2 separate regions of the Homo sapiens genome follow, and region 1 is linked to region 2. Evidence: read pairs that join two places in POLR2A ChIA-PET (ENCODE). Cell type or tissue: CD4-positive, alpha-beta T cell. All regions are shown on one strand.

Region 1 (4,000 bases), 130 kb after region 2:
AGAGAATCTTTAACTCTAGCTGTAAAAAAGAATATGTCCAACTCTTGGTGCTCCGTGTATTGCCCCAACACAGTACTCACCACGCTAGGACCATTGCTGATTGACTTGTTTTCCTGTCTTCCTAAGAGCCCTGAAAGTTTCTTCTTTGTATCCCTGGCACCTACTACAGTGCCGGCCACACAGCAGGTGTTCCTGAAAAGTCTGTTGGATGAATGAGAGGCAGTGCATGAATTCATGTCAGAACAGAGATCCATCCACATGTCGGTATGGAGACAGAATAACAGGAGGATTAGCTTTGTCTGGGGTAGGGACAGGTCCAGGAAGGGTCAAAGACAGGCAAGTAAGGCTTGGCAGGGTGAATGTGTACAGTCCCCAAAGAAAAGGGGAGAGAGAGAGAGAGAGATGGGGGACAGCAATCCAGTCAGTGAGAACATCATTTAAAGATCCTTGGCTCACACCTGTAATCCCAGCACTTTGGGAGCCTGAGGCAGGCAGATCACCCGAGGTCAGCAGTTTGAGACCATCCTGGCCAATATGGTGAACCCCATCTCTACTAAAAATACAAAAATTAGCCAGGCGTGGTGGTGGGCGCCTGTAATCCCAGCTACTCAGGAGGCTGAGGCAGGAGAATCGCTTGAATCCAGGAAGTGGAGATTTCAGTGAGTTGAGATTGAGCCGTTGCACTCTAGCCGGGGTGACAGAAAGACTCTGTCTCAAAAAAATAAATAACCATCCCGGCTAACACGGTGAAACCCCGTCTCTACTAAAAATACAAAAAATTAGCCGGGCGAGGTGGTGGACGCCTGTAGTCCCAGCTACTTGGGAGGCTGAGGCAGGAGAATGGCGTGAACCCGGGAGGCGGAGCTTGCAGTGAGCCGAGATCCCGCCACTGCACTCCAGCCTGGGCGACAGAGCGAGACTCCGTCTCAAAAAAAAAAAGAAAAAAAATAAATAAATAAATAAATAAAATAAATAAATAAATAATTAAAAAATAAAGATCCTGTAAGTGGGCTGGGTGTGCTGGCTCACACATGTCATCCCAGCACTTTGGGATACCGAGGCACGAGGATCGCTTGAGCCCAGGGGTTCAAGACCAGCTTGGACAACAAACTGAAACCCTGTCTCTATAAAAATCAAAGAAAAAAAAATAGCCAGGTGTGGCAGCCGGCACCTGTGGTCTCAGCTGCATGAAAGACTGAGGCAGGAGGATCACTTGAGCCTGGGAGGTGGAGGCTGTAGTGAGCACTACACAAAAGAAATCGCTGATCCTTCAGCAGCCATTTCCCACTCCAGCAACTCCCCGCCCCTGGCAACCACTCATCTACTTTCTGTCTCTATGGATTGGCTTGTTCCGGACATTTCACATACACGGAATCATACAGTGTGTGGTCTTTTGTGTCTGGCTTCTTTCACTAAGTATTACATCTCCAAGGTTCATCCCGCTGTAGCATGAGCGAAGTGTGACAATTGATAGATGGATCGATGAAGGTTACATTCATTCATTCCATACACATTTACTGAGCACCTACTGTGTGCCAGTCTTGGCGACGACCCAGTCAGGAATAGAACTAACAGTAAACCCTGCCCTGGAGGGCTTCTGGTAGGGAGGAGAGACAATAAACCGAATAAACTAGTACATTATTTGGAATATTAGACGCTGATAAGAGCTCAAGTGAAGCATGGGGTTGGAAGTTGGGTGCAGAGAGAGGGGCTGTGACTTCGAGCAGAGCGGTCAGCAAAGGCCTCGCCGCAGGGTGGCCGCAGGGACGCTCCCGCTCAGCCCGGAAGGAGGCGAGAGGCGCGGTGCCCGTCCCGGCGACTCTGGGCCAGCAAAGAGCTCCCAGCGCACGCGTCGGTGCCTCGAGGCCCGGGACCCTGCGTGTCTGGTCCCCGCCGTGGCCCTGCGTCCGTGACGGTGGGTGGCACCAGGGAGCATTTCGCGCGGCGGGGCTGGGGCCTGCCTTTGAAGGGACGGAGTCGGGCGTCGTGGTGGGGTGGACACCGGGGATCCCCGGGGCGCGGACGAGGGGGGCGTCCACCCTGCGAGCTCACCCCACGGCCCCCGCGTCCCGCCCTCAGCCGCAGGCCCCGCCCCGCGCCGCCCGGCCCCGCCTCCCCGCGGCCGCCGCCATTGGCCGCGCGCGCCGCCTCCGCCCTCGGCCTCGCACTTCCTGGCGGAGCCATGGCTGCGCAGCGGGCTGGCCGGGGGTCTCCTGAACCCGGGCCCCGCCGCCCCGACCGCCCGGCCCCGCCGCCGGGGCTGTCCCCGCCGCGTCCGTAGCGCGTCCTGCCAGGTGGGCCTCCGCGCGCGCCCACCCTCCAGCCCGGGACCGCCAGGAAGCCGCGCCCGGCCGGGGCGGGGAGCTGGCGGAGATCGGGAGGGTCCCCGGCCACCGCGAGCCGCGACCCCCCTGCGCCCCTTGGTGCCGGGGCGGGCGGGTGGGCGAGTGGGGGCGCCGCGGCCGGGGGAGGGGCCGCCGCCCCCGCAGGTGACACAGGTGCGGCCTGTGCGGACCGCCCCGCGCGTGGCAGGTGAGTGGCCCCCGCCCCGGGCCGTCCCGACTCCGCCTCCTCGCCGCCGGCTGGAGCCTGCTGGGCGGCCGTTGCGCTGAGTTCCGCCTGGGCTGCGGGGTCCGAGCGAACGACAGCGGCGTCCCCGGAGACCCCGCCGGCGAGCCGGTGTCAGCAGCGTCGCTTTCTCCAACGCTGAGGTCGGGAGGGAGCTTGGGGAGGAGGCGCTCTGGGAAACCCCCGGCCGGACGGGGCCTGCGGTCCCATGTTTACTGGAAGACCTTTTCCAGTGACCTGGGATTGTCACTGTGCTTGGGGGTGGCCTTGACCCTTCACCTGCTTCCAAAAAGCGTCGGAGGCCGCTGACGTCCAACACGGGTGGAAATCAGACCCCACCCCCACGCACTTGCAGGAGACAGCAGGGAGCCTCCGGCCCCGCGAACTCTCTCTAGGTATCTTGGCCTAGAAAATAAAGCGTTGAGCGTTAGAAGGCCTGGTTGATTCTGGGCAGGCTGCCTGGGGCGGTGGAGAGAGAGGGCACCTGCTGCTTGCTGTTCTGTGACCTTGGGCAACCCCCCCTGGGGCACCCGAGCGCCAGGTCTCACTGTGGGAACGACGGTGTCACCTCTCAGCGTGAAGGTGGAATGAAGTCGAGTCCGCGGTGGGCACCGCACCAACGCTGGGTTTCTTCTCTTCCCTCTCTGGGCTCTCCAGCATCCTAGGGGAGGGCCGGGGTGGGAACAGCTTGTCATTGTCACAAAGTTTCTAGTTTGTCGAGAGGAATCCAGTTGCCCCTTCTCTCCCTAGGGGAGTTGCACGGGACGGACTGTGCCCGAATTCATTCCTTCCATGGGAACACTGGAGTGCCCTCCCTGTGTCCCCAGTTATCTAAGAACAGTGCTGACTTCTTGTCACATTGTTCTTTATTAGTGAAGACTATTTGTTCAATAGGTAACAAACTCTTCTCATGAACTCAAATAGCGGGGGAAAAAAATCCTCTTTAAAACCTTCGTCTCAGTATGTGACTTGTGCTAATATTAGTTGGCAAAGTCCCTTCTCTGTGTTCCCTTCCATCTTTGAAGCACCTGCCCCTCCCCCTGCCTCCCCCGCCCCCCACACACCAAAGCTTAACTCTGTCTGCAGTGATCCCCCACCCAAGAGCCAGGCAGTGTAGCCTAAGAGTTAAGAGCATGGGCGCTTCCCTGAGCTGGAATCCCAATTCTGCCAGTTCCCAGCTGTGTGACGCCGGGCAGCTTATTTCACCTCACTGCTCTCAGCATCCTCCAGTCACAGTGCTGGCCTCATGGGGTTGCAGTGGGGACTAAGTGAAGATGCAGAGAAGCACTTGGGGACAGTGTGTGTCTAGAATGTACTGTGTACATGGTAGTCATCACTGTACCACATCCTCATCTGCATCATGATATTTTTAAAGTGTGATACTCTCGAACCCGGGCCTCATTCAGCAGCGTGTCATGGTGATGGATCCAGG
Region 2 (4,000 bases):
CAAAGTGCTGGTATTACAGGCATGAGCCACTGCACCTGGCCTGGCATGGCAAATTTTAAAATCCCTATGGCGGCAAGAAAAAAAAAAACACATTTGCAAAACACCCTAATAATTGGAGCTATCAGGCAAATTATCCTAACTCTGATTTACAATCCCAACCGCTACAACTCTGACCGGACGAAGGAATGGACTTACATTCTTTTCCCATAAGTAATTACAGACCTTAAGCCTGTTTCGGCGGCTTACAGAAGCTACCCACAGACTGTGTGCCCTACAGTTCACCTTTTCACACAAAGAGCCAAGTTCCACCTCTCTTTAATGCTAACCTCACTCCAACGTGAACATGTGATATACGTTATATGTATGTCACATGTGTTTACCCACTGCCCATGCACTCGGCTCCCTTCATAAATATATATCACTTCCTCCCGAACCTGCTGAATATGTACAACTATTGTGGGCTACAGGCCCTGTTAGGCATAAAACCCAGCCTGTTCCTCCCCTCTTGGAAGAGGGGTTACCTTTGGCACACACTGGAGACCGTCTCTTCCAGTTTGCAAACTGATACCCCCGCCAAGCTCTCCTTTCTACCATTTAGCCACCCTGGCGGTCTTTCGGATAACAAGAAAAATCCAGGAAAAGGCAGCAAAGGAAAAGCAGCGTCCAAAAGGCTGAGGGAGACTGTCACCCTGTCCTCTAAGTGCCACCAAGACACAGAGCCTGAGCGCAGGGACGTCATGTGTATGTCCCTTGCACCTGGGCCTGGTCTGGCCCGCAGCCGGGGCTCAAGAAACAGCTGCTCACCGAGAGTGGTGGCTCACACCTGGAATCCCAGCACTTTGGGAGGCCAAGATGGGAGGATCACTTGAGCCCAGGATTTCAAGACCAGCCTGGGCAACACAGGGAGGTCCCTCAACCCTACAAAGAGTCAAAAATTAGCTGGGCGTGGTGGCCCACGTCTCTGGTCCCAGCTACTCGGGAGGCTGGGGAGGGAAGATTGCTTGAGCCTAGGATGTAGAGGCTAAAGCGAGTTGTGATTGTGTCACCACACTTCAGCCTGGGTGACAGAGCCAGTCAAAAAAAAAAAAAAAAGAAAGAAAGAAAGAAAAAGAAATGGCTACCGAATGAACAAATGGTCGGTTGGTTGCTCCTGCCCCACTCAGTTCCCCCAGGTAAAATGGATCCTGCCTCTCACCTACTTTAAAACCCTTCCACGACTGCCCACCACCCTAGGCTGCCCTCTCACTCAGCCCCCACCATCTGGGCCTGGTCTCTCCCCACATGCAGGGCCCAGCTCGACTCCTTCACCCCGACCTTTCCATGGTCCTCTCTCCCCACGCGCACGGCCCAGCTCAACTCCTTCACCCGGGCCTTTCCACTTTGCCTGGAACACGTGTCCCCATGTTCTTCCCTCCCTCATCCTTCAGGTGTCCCCAAGATCTTCCTGCCCACTCTCCACCCCACCTTGGCTTACGTGGCCCGCAGCCCAGAACTGGGATGAAAATAATGGGGGTGGAGGGAGGTGATGTTCTTTGACGACAGTACAGGCTTCAAGGACAGTGGAGAAGCCTGATCTGGGGGAGGATGGTGTGGGGAAAGACCCCGTGGGTGAGCCACGAGGCTAAGGAGGGGTCGTGGGGGAGGGTTATGCCCCATCCAAAAGCCCCACCAACTTAAATTCTGCAGCTGATTTCTGCCGCTGCTGTCTTGCCACTGCACAGGAACCCCAGGCTCAGAGCTCCTGTCACTTTATCTTGGGCACCAGGCACCCTGCAGAGGTAGCTTCATCCTGGGCCTCTCACAAAACGTTGCTTTTGCAGTAAGAGTCGCTGTGAGTTCAACCCACGGTTCTCACTGCGCTAAGGCTCTGTTTCTGCTTTTGTGGTACACAGGTCTTTTTCTTCTTCTAACACCATAAAAGGTGACAAAATCTCCTAGTTGCTGAAGTCCTCTGTGCACACACTCGGCTGGGGAGCCTTTGTGGCTTAGTGGAGCGAGGCTTGTGGGGCCGCCTGCTTACCTGGGTCCCTGCCTCTGCAGGGATTGCCTTATATGGTGAACAGGCCCAGTGACAACGTGCAGCCAGGGCTGGTGACGGAAGTCCTCAGTTTCGAAAGAGGCTTTGCACGGATCTTTACAGAAGGTCTGGCCTCCAAGCAGGCAGGCAGGCAGCAAGCCACCTTTCCAGAAGTCACCAGGCATCGAGGGCAACCAGGGAGTCGGTGCCCAGACTAAATGCAGACAGGTCATTCTGCTTCCTGCCCAGCAGTTCAAAGGAGAAGACATGGCCAGGAATGGACTGTTTCGCGGAGATGAACAGAGGGAGGCAGCAGGGCTTTCTAACACTAGGTACAACCAGATGAAGCTGCCGTTTGGGATTGTAAACATGATTAATACAGGTAGATGTGGTCCAGGCTCACAATCACCCGCCCATGGGCCAGGCCCATGCTAAGTGCCGAACACGCAGCATCCCACTTAACCCTGGCAGCCAGCACTCTGGGATAGGCACTGTCATTCTTCGCACTTAACAGATACACAAACTGAGGCTCCAAGCAGGACAGTAGCTTCTCTACCAGGCAACCGGTCCATGGCAGAGACAGTGCAGGCCTCCTGCAATCCCAGCTCAAGAAGGCTGTGCTGGGGCAGGGAGCAAGGGACATGGCTGTCTGACACTGTGGCCTCGGGCCACACCCGCTGCTTGAATGTCTCGGGTCCAAACCTAGATGTGCTATAAGCGTGAAAGACGCAGCAGTGTTCAAAGACTTGGTTGATTTTTTTAAATTTTAAAATCTCACATTTTAAACTACTATTTTATGGCCAGGAGCAGTGGCTCAAGCCTATAATCCCAGCACTTTGGGAGGCCAACGCAGGCAGATCACCCAAGGTCAGGAGTTCGAGACCAGCCTGGCCAACATGGCGAAATCCTGTCTCTACTAAAAATACAAAAATTAGCCAAGAGTGGTGGTGGGCATCTGTGGTCCCAGCTACTCTGGAGGCTGAGGCAGGAGAATCGCTTGAGCCCAAGAGGTTGAGGTTGCAGTGAGCCGAGACTGCACCACTGCACTCTAGCCTGGGCAACAGAGTAAGACTCCATCTCAAAAAAATAAACTACTATTTAGAAATAATTATAGATTCAACAGAAAGTTGCAAAGACAGTGCACAGAGGTCCAATATACCCTGCACCAAGTTTCCCTGTGGTTCTAACTCACCTAATCCAAACTGGGAAAGAGACATTGATGCAATCAATGTGTGTGTCCAATTCTGTCATTTCCCCACGAGGGTAGTAGAGTCGTGTGACCATCACTACAAAACACAACTATTCCATCTATGCTGAAGATACAGAAGTGTTCCATCACCACGATGATCTCTTCCATGTTGCCCCAAAATAATTGTGAAATAGAAATTCCATGTAGAAATAGTATTTTGGCTATATTAGGTTCAAAGCATATTAATGTTACCATTTCTCGTTTTAAAACATGAACAATGAAAACCTTAGAATCGCACACAGGGCTTGTGTTCTACCTCCATTGTCTGTATTTGGATGTTGGACAGCACCGGCTCCGAAGTTCAGACCACAGCTCGGTTGCTTTGGATGGGTTAATTAACCTCCCTGAGCTAGGCTCCGTGGGAGTAGACCAGACCTGTAAGAGTCACTGTTCGGCACACTTGAGTGCCTATGTGCTGGGCATCACGTAAAGGCAGGGGACACAGGAGGCAGCGAGAGAGACCATGTCCTCCAGAGGGAGAGGAGATGCCCTGTAAAGGCTCACACACGGGCTAGTAGTGAGAAGGGTCAGTCCACAAGCACCGCCAGGTAGAGTTGGGACCCAGAAGGGGTTAAATAAAAACAGCAAGGGAGAGGACTTAAGAACATGGCACAGACTCCCCCACACACAGTAAGGAAAAGAAACGCATGCACTGTCAGCAAATAAACAGCAGAAACAAAGAATTTTTTTTTTTTTTTTTTTTGAGATGGAGTCTTACTCTGTCGCCCAGGCTG

What was found. Peaks named below come from ENCODE experiments on the same cell type or tissue, not always from the same donor. Only the 100,000 strongest peaks of a DNase experiment are listed, where the experiment ranks them.
Region 1: POLR2A ChIA-PET joins it to region 2 with 9 read pairs; 11 of 35 experiments call an interaction of 5 or more read pairs at or near these places.

What each region holds. Positions count from the first base shown.
Region 1 is chr16:84,646,356-84,650,355 of GRCh38, forward strand. KLHL36 (kelch like family member 36) reads left to right here and starts at 2,156. Exons shown (of 5, transcript NM_024731.4): 1 at 2,156-2,294. It overlaps LOC105371376 (a long non-coding RNA gene), which reads right to left and starts at 3,224. Exons shown (of 4, transcript XR_933817.2): 1 at 3,137-3,224; 2 at 2,848-2,973; 3 at 81-201. RefSeq lists silencers at 1,820-1,989, 2,050-2,239, 2,450-2,729. In CD4-positive, alpha-beta T cell, no CTCF peak of the experiment used is centred here; DNase peaks (open chromatin) are centred at 2,056, 2,656 and 2,746; H3K4me3 peaks cover 1,594 bases; H3K27ac peaks cover 614 bases.
Region 2 is chr16:84,513,073-84,517,072 of GRCh38, forward strand. All of the region lies in intron 1 of LOC124903735 (a long non-coding RNA gene), which reads left to right. Among named protein-coding and RNA genes, the nearest start is that of MEAK7, 10 kb to the left of the region's middle. RefSeq lists enhancers at 921-1,528, 1,706-1,755, 1,786-1,845, 1,866-1,945, 2,116-2,385. In CD4-positive, alpha-beta T cell, no CTCF peak of the experiment used is centred here; a DNase peak (open chromatin) is centred at 2,019; H3K27ac peaks cover 2,801 bases.